Regions from separate parts of the Homo sapiens genome. Here region 2 is linked to region 1. A link is an interaction called in ENCODE POLR2A ChIA-PET data of the cell type or tissue named here. Cell type or tissue: B cell. All regions are shown on one strand. Links, peaks and the distances in the headings refer to the core of each region. The heading gives the core; the rest is flanking DNA.

Region 1 (4,398 bases), core at 251-4,250:
GCACGCCTGTAATCCCAGCTACTCTTGAGGCTGAGGCAGGAGAATCGCTTGAACCCGGGAGGTGGAGGTTGCAATGAGCCGAGATCGCGCCATTGCACTACAGCCTGGGCGACAAGAGTGAAACTCCATCTGAAAAAGAAAAAAAAAAAAAAAACAATATGAAGAATTAATCACAAATGCCATAACTAATAATAAAATACCAAATACCTTCCCATTAAAATCAGAAACAAGGTAAAAATGCCCACTAACGTCTATCATTTTGATTGAACAAAGCCAAAGGAGGTATGAATGTCAATATACAGATAGCCTTGCAAGAAATAAGGGTTTCCTTAAGGCTGGGCATGGTGGCTCAAGTCTGTAATCCCAGCATTTTGGGAGGCCAAGGTGAGCGGATCACTTGAGAGTCAGGAGTTTGAGACCATCCTGGCCAACATGGTGAAACCCTGTCTCTACTAATGGTACAAAAATTAGCTGGGTGTGGTGGTGGGCACCTGTAATCCCAGCTACTCAGGAGGCTGAGATAGGGAGGATTGCTTGAGCCCAGGAGGTTGAGGTTGCAGTGAGCCTAGATCGTGCCACTGCATTCCAGCCTGGGCAACAGAGCAAGACTCTGTCTCAAAACAAACAAAAACTATGTAGTTATTTTTTAAAAAACTAAAAATACAAAAATTAGCCAGGCATGGTGGCATGCACCTGCAGTTCCAGCTACTTGGGAGGCTGAGGCAGGAGGATCACCTGAGCCTGGGAGGCAGAGGTTGCAGTGAGCCGGGATTATGCCTCTGCACTCCAGCCTGGGCAACAGAGCAAGACCCTGTCTCGAAAAAGAGAGAGAGAGAGAGAGAAAGAGAGAGAGAAACAAGGCTTTCCCATTTTCTTCTTCTTTTTAAAAAATTTCAGTGAATGGCTGGGCGTGGTGGCTCCCAGCACTTTGGGAGGCCGAGGCAGGTGGACCACCTGAGGTCAGCTATTTGAGACCAGCCTGGCCAACATGGCGAAACCACATCTCTGCTAAAAAAGAAAAAAAAAGACATAAAAATTAGCCAGGCGTGGTGGTGGGTGCCTGTAATCCCAGCTACCCGGGAGGCTGAGGCAGGAGAATTGCTTGAACCCGAGAGGCAGAGGTTGTAGTGAGCCGAGATTGCACCACTGCACTCCAGCCTGGGTGACACAGCAAGACTCTGTCTAAAAAAAAAAAAAAAAAAAGAAAAAAAAGAAAATCAGTGAATTTCAAACATGAGTGACCATTCTCCCAGGTGATGGAAATTTACTCCTCGTCATAATGAGAGTGTTCCCCTTTCTGACAGCAAGCAGGGAGGGCTGTCATTTAGTGTCAAGGCCTCCAGAAAGGAGGATCATCTGACTCTTGAGTGTCCACACTGGCTAAGATGTATTTTGTTTTGTCTAGGCTTTGGGTACTGGTGATACAGGTAGCTGTGGTTTTGTTCCCTGTTCTCAGCTATGAACATTCTTCTGATCTGTGTCTCTTAGCTCCTTCTGCACCCCATTTGGGCATGTGGGAGCTTTAGGTGGCGTGTGTGCCTACTTCGTGGGAGTGTTCAAGGTTCTTTGCTACCTTTGGGCTCCTTCTGGACACACATCAAATTGTTCTGCTGCTCCGCCGGGGTGCGTGAGAACCATGTGGGCTGCCAGACCCAGCTCCCCTGCTGTGCCCATAGCCTTTTCACTGTCTTGCCACTTCCCAGACTCTACTTAGAAAAAGGGCATGGGTCCCTTCCGATTCCAGCTTTCTGGCTTGTCAAGGATATCTCTTGTTCTCCTGCTGGCAGCTCGCCCCTTCCATCCCCCACCGCCCACTTACAGCAGTTTTTTGGGCTTCTAGGGGAGGGGATAAGATGCAGGGACACATCTCAGATTCAAACCCACATGCTTCTCTCTAATTCTCCTCTTTCTCTGCATCTAGAGACTTCTAGTTAAAGAAGCACTTATCAAACAATCTATGATGGAAGACCAGTTTTGTTTTATTTCCAATTGTCATGAATTAATCTTTTTGGCCTGTACACTGTTGAATGAAATGAGTCTGCCAATCATGCACTTGGATATTGTGACAACATCATATTGCTGTAACAGCTGCTAAATGTTTGTTCTCAATATCTGTACTTAACTCATCATGGACAGTAACAGACAGTTCATGGATCAGCAGGGGTCCAGGGGCCACAGTGTGTAACCTGGTATAGAGTGTCACTCGCCTCATCTGCTATTTCAAGTCTGAGAAAGATGGCTGGGTGCAGTGGCTCATGCCTACAATCCCAGCTTTGGGAGGCCAAGGTGAGTGGATCGCCTGAGGCCAGGAGTTCGAGACCAGCCTGGGCAACATGGTGAAAATTAGCCTGGCGTGGTGGCGCATGCCTGTAGACCCAGCTATTAAGGAGGCTGAGGCGGGAGAATCACTTGAATCCGGGAGGCAGAGGTTGTGGTGAGCCGAGATTGCGCCACTGCACTCCAGCTTGGGCAATAGACTGAGACTCCATTTCAAAAAAAAAAAAAGACAGAAAGACTTTAGAAACTAAAAATTTCAAGAACTTGACTTCCTTTTTCTACATTCTGCTGTGTCATTCCTTCCCTAAGCCAGTAGGCACTGAACACGCTAGCTGCTGCCAGGCTGGAGAGAAGCAGTCATGGGGTCACAGAAGACAGTAGAAATTAAATTGTATCAGTTAACACAGCAACTTTCAGTCTTGCTGTAGAAATGAGAAGTATGAAACTGGTACAAAAAGAAAAAGGAAAGAAACAAAGATGAGCAACTAATCATAATTTGTGAACACATTAATTGCAACTTACAAAAACCAAGAGGATTTTTCTTCTTTATTTTCCGGCGTCTACATTAAGGACACAGAGATTTTTTCAAAAAGCTGTTTGCACTAATAAGAGAGCTTAGCAGCAGGATAGATGATTACAAATAATATCAAAATTGAGAGAACTTCTACTCTACTAGAATAACATTTAGGAACATTGTCTCATTCACAATAACTATAAAACAAAATACTTGAAGATCAAATTAATAGAAAGTTACTGAAGATAGTAACCCAGCTTTTATTAGTTTTATAAAATAATCTTCTTAAGTATCTCAGTAAGATGTAATGATTTTTTTCAAACAAACAAAAACTATGCAGTTTTTTAAACTAAAAATACAAAAGTTAGCCAGGTATGGGGGTGCATACCTGTAGTCCCAGCTACTCGGGAAGCTGAGGCAGGAGGATCACCTCAGCCTGGGAGGCAGAGGTTGCAGTGAGCCAGGATCGCACCTCTGCACTCCAGCCTGGACAACAGAGCAAGACCCTGTCTCAAAAAAGAAAGGAGAGAGAGAAAATAAGGCTTTCCAATTTTTTTTTCTTCTTTTTTAAAAATTTCAGTGAATTTCAGTCGTGAGTGACCATTCTCCCAGGAGATGGAAAGATTATTTCATTACACTAGTAAAAGCTGGGTGCAGTGGCATGCACCTGTAGTCCCAGCTGAGGTGGGAAGATGACTTGAGCTCAGGAGTTGGAGGCTGTAGTGATCTATGATTGTGCCATTGCACTCCAGCCTCGGTGACAGAGCAAGCTGTCTCTAAAAACAAAACAAAAACCTAAAGTCTCAATATTATAAAGAAATGCAAATTCATCTACAAATGCAATTCCATTCTAATCAAAATCACATAGAAGGAGTGGGGGAATTCAACAAAGTGGTTCTGAAATCTATCTAGAAATAAAAGATTAATATAATAGCCAAGGAAAAGTCAAAGGGGAAACTTGAGAATACTTAACCTCTTTGATATTAAATGACATTACAAATCAGGCATGCTGTCTTGTGCCTGTAGTCCCGCTACTCAGAAGGCTGAGGCAGGAGGATTCCTTGAACCCAGGAGATCAAGGCCAGCCTGGGCAACATGGCAAGACCCTGTCTCTAAAACAATAAAATAAAATGGCATTATAAACCTACAGAAATTAAAACAGGGTGATTCTGCATAGGCATTGAAAGAAAAATCAATGGAACAGAAACACTATGCAAAAAGAGTCACAAATATCAGCAAAATTTTGTATGTGATAAATGGGCAATTAAAATCACCAGAGAAAGGATAGCTTGTTTAATAAATAGTGTTGGAATAACTAATTAACAAATGTAGGCTGGGCCCATTGGTGCATGCTTGTAGTCCCAGCTACTTGGAAGGCTGAGGCAGGAGGATTGCTCGAGGCCAGGAGGTTGAGGCTGCAGGGAACCATGATCACACCACTGCAGTCCAGCCTGGGCAACAGAGCAAGAGTCTGTGTCTCAAAAAAACACACCAAAAGACAAGTGGCCCAGTTCTGTGGGCTCATGTTTGGATTGAACTTCCTCATCTCTTAAAGGAGGGCGTCGCCACATGACTTGCCTTGGCGAGGAAATGTGAGTTCAAGCAAT
Region 2 (4,398 bases), core at 299-4,298, 390 kb after region 1:
TAAAGCTGACTCTGGACAAAGTTAATAGAAAGAGTACACAATGGTAAAGGGGACTTTAGTACTTAAAATCAACAGAGGATTCATTTCTAGAACTTGCAAGGAATTCTTACAGAGCAGTAAGAGACAGTAATTCCAACAGAAAAAAATGGCCAAAAGATATAACTGATCATTTACCTAAGAAAGAAAACCAAAAGGATAGAAAAAGAGAATCAAAATCATTAAGAATATAATAAAAATGAAAAAAAATGATATAACACTTAACGCTTATCAGGATAGCACAAAAAAAATCTTTTAAAGAAGTTGAAAAATGTGAGGATTTGGAACCTGCATGGCTATCAGAGGAACATGGATAATACAACTGAATAGAAGAAGTAAAATAAAGTAAATGATTATTCAACTCAAAAGGAAGAAAACAGAAAACTTCAAAATAAACTGTCATAAATTAATAATAGAGATGAAAATCGAATTTAATAAATAAAACCCACAAAAATGTGGAATTTCTAAATAAAATTAAGAGTTATTTGAAAATGTAACATACACACATCACTAGAAAACATATCTCTATAAGGGGAAATAGGCTTAGAGAATGCTTTAAAAGGTTAATAAATTACTTTATGCAACTTTCCTTAATGAATAAAAATATCTCTGAGATGGATTGTCTTTCTATTAAGATGTAAATTATAAAAATCAACTTTAGAATTAATTCATTTAAGAAATATTTATGGAATAACTAGTATGTGCCAGTTTCTTTTTGTTGTTGTTTCTTTTCTGGTAGAGATGGGGTCTTGCTATGTTGCCCAGGCTCGCCTCAAACTTCTGGGCTCAAGAGATCTTCCTGTCTTGGCCTCCCAAAGTGCTGAGATTACAGGTGTGAGCCACCATGCCCAGCCAGTATGTGTCAGCTTAAAAAAAAAAATAGAAGGCTAGAACTGACCAATAACCATAGAAGAAATGGAGAAAAAAAGCTGTCAAAAATTATACACTGTAATATAATATTTACAGTACCATAACCTTTTTTTTTTTTTCTTGAGACAGGGTCTTACCCAGGCCAAAGTGTAGTGGCATGATCTCAGCTCTCTGCAACCTCCACCCAGTGGGCTCAAGTGATCCTCCTGAGTAGCTGGGACCACAGGTATGCAACACCACGCCTGGTTTTTTTTTTTTTTGTATTTTTAATAGTGATGGGGTCTTGCCATGTTGCCCAGGCTGGTCTCAAATTCCTGGGCTCAACCAATCTGCAGGCCTCAGCCTCCCAAAGTGCTGGGATTATAGGTGTGAGCCACAGCTATATATAGGTGACCCACAACACATTATTGTGCCACCAAGCCTGGCACAATAATTTATTGATTAGCTTAACACACATTTCAAGTGTCAGAATTCTAAGGGTCAAGAATTGTGCTAGGGGCTGAGGACACAGTTTTGAATAAGATACTTAGCTTGGTGGGCTTAAGGACCAAAAAGGAGATCAAATCTGTGGAGCCCCATGAGACAGTGGCAGGTGGACTGCTAAGACTAGGGAGGTGGTGAGGGTCAGATCATGAGGGCCTCATGGTCCACAGAGAGAAATTTCTATTTTCCTCTGAAAGCAGTGGGGAGCCATTAAAGGGTCTTAGTAGGACAGTAACATCATAGAATGTTTTTTCAAAAGCTCAGCTCAAGCCTATAATCCCAGCACTTTGGGAAGCTCAGGCAGGAGGATTGCTTGAGCCCAGGAGTTTGAGACCAGCCTGGGCAACATGGTGAAACCCCATGTCTACAAAACATTTTTTCTTAAATAGAAGAAAATTTAGTGGGACAAGAAAGGGAATGGAGAGGCCAGTTAAGAAACTGCTGCAGGAAGATGGTGGCGTGGCCTGGGATGGAGTCCATGCAGCTAGCAGGCTGTGAATAAATGAGACATATTTTACAGAAAGAGCCAATAAGACCTGCTGGTTGAGTGGATGGAGGAGTGAGAGTTGCCCGGGTCTGGGACTTCCATAACCAGGGAGATGGCGGTGATGCCATCTACTGAAATAGGACAAACTGGTGGAGGGTCATGCCTGGGAGAGAAAACCAAGAGTTTCAGTATAGACATGTAAACTTTGCCACACCTATGAGACATTCAAGTGGGAGTATCAATTTAAGCAATTGTTATAGGAATCTGTAACTCAGTAGAGATAAACATTTGGGCGTCTTCACCTGAGATGTAGTGTTTAGAGCCAATGGGATAAAGGGTCAAAATTCAATGCTAGTACACAGGTGGGCACACTTAGCCACCCTGCCATGGCACCCTCCTCTCACACAGGTGCCAAAATCTAAAAAAACAGCACCCAACTTATTTTAACAGTTTAGTAAAAGAAGAATACATTATGACCAATATGGATTATTTTAGGAATACAAGAATGGTTGAAAATCAGGAGCTCTATTAATAGGTTAGGAAGAAAAGATTTTCTTCAGATGTTGAAAAGTTTTCAATGAAAATCAATATCATTCCTAAATTTTTAAAAATGTAAGCTATTTTTAAAACGTTTCTATAGAACTGGAAGGATAGTCTCTTTCCATCATAAAGAAATGCTGTCACAAACACAAAGCCCAAGATATCATAATTTTAAGAGGAAAGGCATTCCCATTAATGTGGTGAACAATAATCTATTGCTTTTATGCTATTAGGTTGTTCTATAAATTCATCTAGGTATAATTTTTTTACCTGGAAAATCTCAAAAAATGTCTTAGAATAAATACATGAGCTCAACAGGGTGGTAGTTTTTCAAATCAACAAATCAAAACTCAGTGAGTCCCTAAATCAGCTGTAGTTAAACATTTCATGGGGAAAAACATTCATTCATAATGGCAGTAAGAATTGAAAATATCTAGGATTTAACCTGAAAATAAGTAGTAGGCAAGCTACAAAATTTTACTGAGACATAAAAGAAGACTGGAAAAAGAGAAAGACATACAATGTTTTTTGTTTGGGAAACCAATATTGAAAGATACCAAGTCACCAGCAAATAATCTACAAAGTAAACACAATTTCAGTCAGAATTCAAAGGTAATTTTATAACCCCCTGTTTGCTTTGGATCTCTTAGATTTTTGGACGGGAGATTTAGAAAGAAAATAAATAAGGAGGCATCAGACTTACACTTCACTTAGACCAAATGGATCCAAACAGACAAATACAGGACATTCCATCCAACAGCTGCAGAATACACATTCTTCTCAACAGCACATGGAGCATGCTCCAAGACAGATCATATGTTAGGCCATAAAACAAGTCTTAACAAACTTAATTAGACTGAAATCGTATCAAGTTTTTTTTCTAAGCATGATGGTATAAAACTAGAAATTAATAACAGGAGAAACCAGCATTATCCTGATGTCAAAGTCCCACAAAAACACACAAGAAAATGGCAGTATAGGCCAATATCCCTGATGAACATAGGTGCAAAAATTCTTAACAAAATTCTAGCGAAGCAAATTCAACAGCTCATTAAAAAGATCATTTACTATGATACAGTGGGATTCATCCCAGGGCTGCAAGGATGGTTCAACATACACAAATCAATAAGTGTGATACATCACAGTAACAGAGTGAGACAATAACCATACGATCATTTCAATAGATGCAGAAAAAGCGTTTGACAAAATTCAACATTCTTTCATGATAAAAACTCTCAATGAATTAGGTGTAGAAGCATTGTACCTCAACACAATAAAGGCCACATATGACAAGGTCACAGCTAACATCATACTTAATGGTGAAAAATTGAGAGCTTTTCCTCTTAGATCTGAAACGAGACAAAGATGCCACCTTCACCCAATTTTAGGATTGTTTTTTCTATTTCTGTGAAGAATGTCATTGGTATTTTGATAGGGATTCTATGGAATCTGTAGGTCACTTTGGGTAGTATGGACATTTTAACAACATTAATTATCCCCCCATGAGCACAGGCTATCTTTCTATTTGTGTCTCCTTGAATTTCTTTCATCAGTGTTTTATAGTTTTCAGTGTAGAGATCTTTCACCTTCTTGGCTAAATTTATTCTGAAATATTTATTTTGTAGCTATTGTAAATGGCACTTTCTTTTTATTTCTTTCCTGATAGTTCACTGTTGGCATATAGAAACACTACTGATTTTTGTATGTTAATTTTGTATCCTGCAACTTTACTGAATTTATTAGTTCTAATGGTTTTCTGGTGGAGTCTTTAGGGTTTTATAAGTGTAAAATCATGTCGTCTCCAAATAGGAACAATTTAACTTTTTCCTTTCAAATTTGGATGCTTTTTATTTCTTTCTCTTGTCTAACTGTCCTGGCTAGGACTTGCAGTACCATATGTTGAATAGAACTAGTGCGTGTGAGCATTCTTGTCTTGTTTCAGATCTTAGAGGAAAAGATCTCTTTCTAATTTTGTACACAAT

Evidence for each region. ChIA-PET counts read pairs that join two places held together with the same protein. Peaks named below come from ENCODE experiments on the same cell type or tissue, not always from the same donor. Only the 100,000 strongest peaks of a DNase experiment are listed, where the experiment ranks them.
Region 2: POLR2A ChIA-PET joins it to region 1 with 7 read pairs; 5 of 35 experiments call an interaction of 5 or more read pairs at or near these places.

The regions. Positions count from the first base shown.
Region 1 is chr20:5,078,679-5,083,076 of GRCh38, reverse strand. It overlaps a transcript of TMEM230 not described here. Among named protein-coding and RNA genes, the nearest start is that of TMEM230, 32 kb to the left of the region's middle. RefSeq lists enhancers at 805-1,305, 2,426-2,585, 4,091-4,160. In B cell, for the core only: no CTCF peak of the experiment used is centred there; a DNase peak (open chromatin) is centred at 2,596; H3K4me3 peaks cover 781 bases; H3K27ac peaks cover 2,311 bases.
Region 2 is chr20:4,690,711-4,695,108 of GRCh38, reverse strand. The region is part of intron 1 of PRNP (prion protein (Kanno blood group)); the gene reads right to left. Among named protein-coding and RNA genes, the nearest start is that of PRNP, 6.5 kb to the right of the region's middle. In B cell, for the core only: no CTCF peak of the experiment used is centred there; no DNase peak of the experiment used is centred there.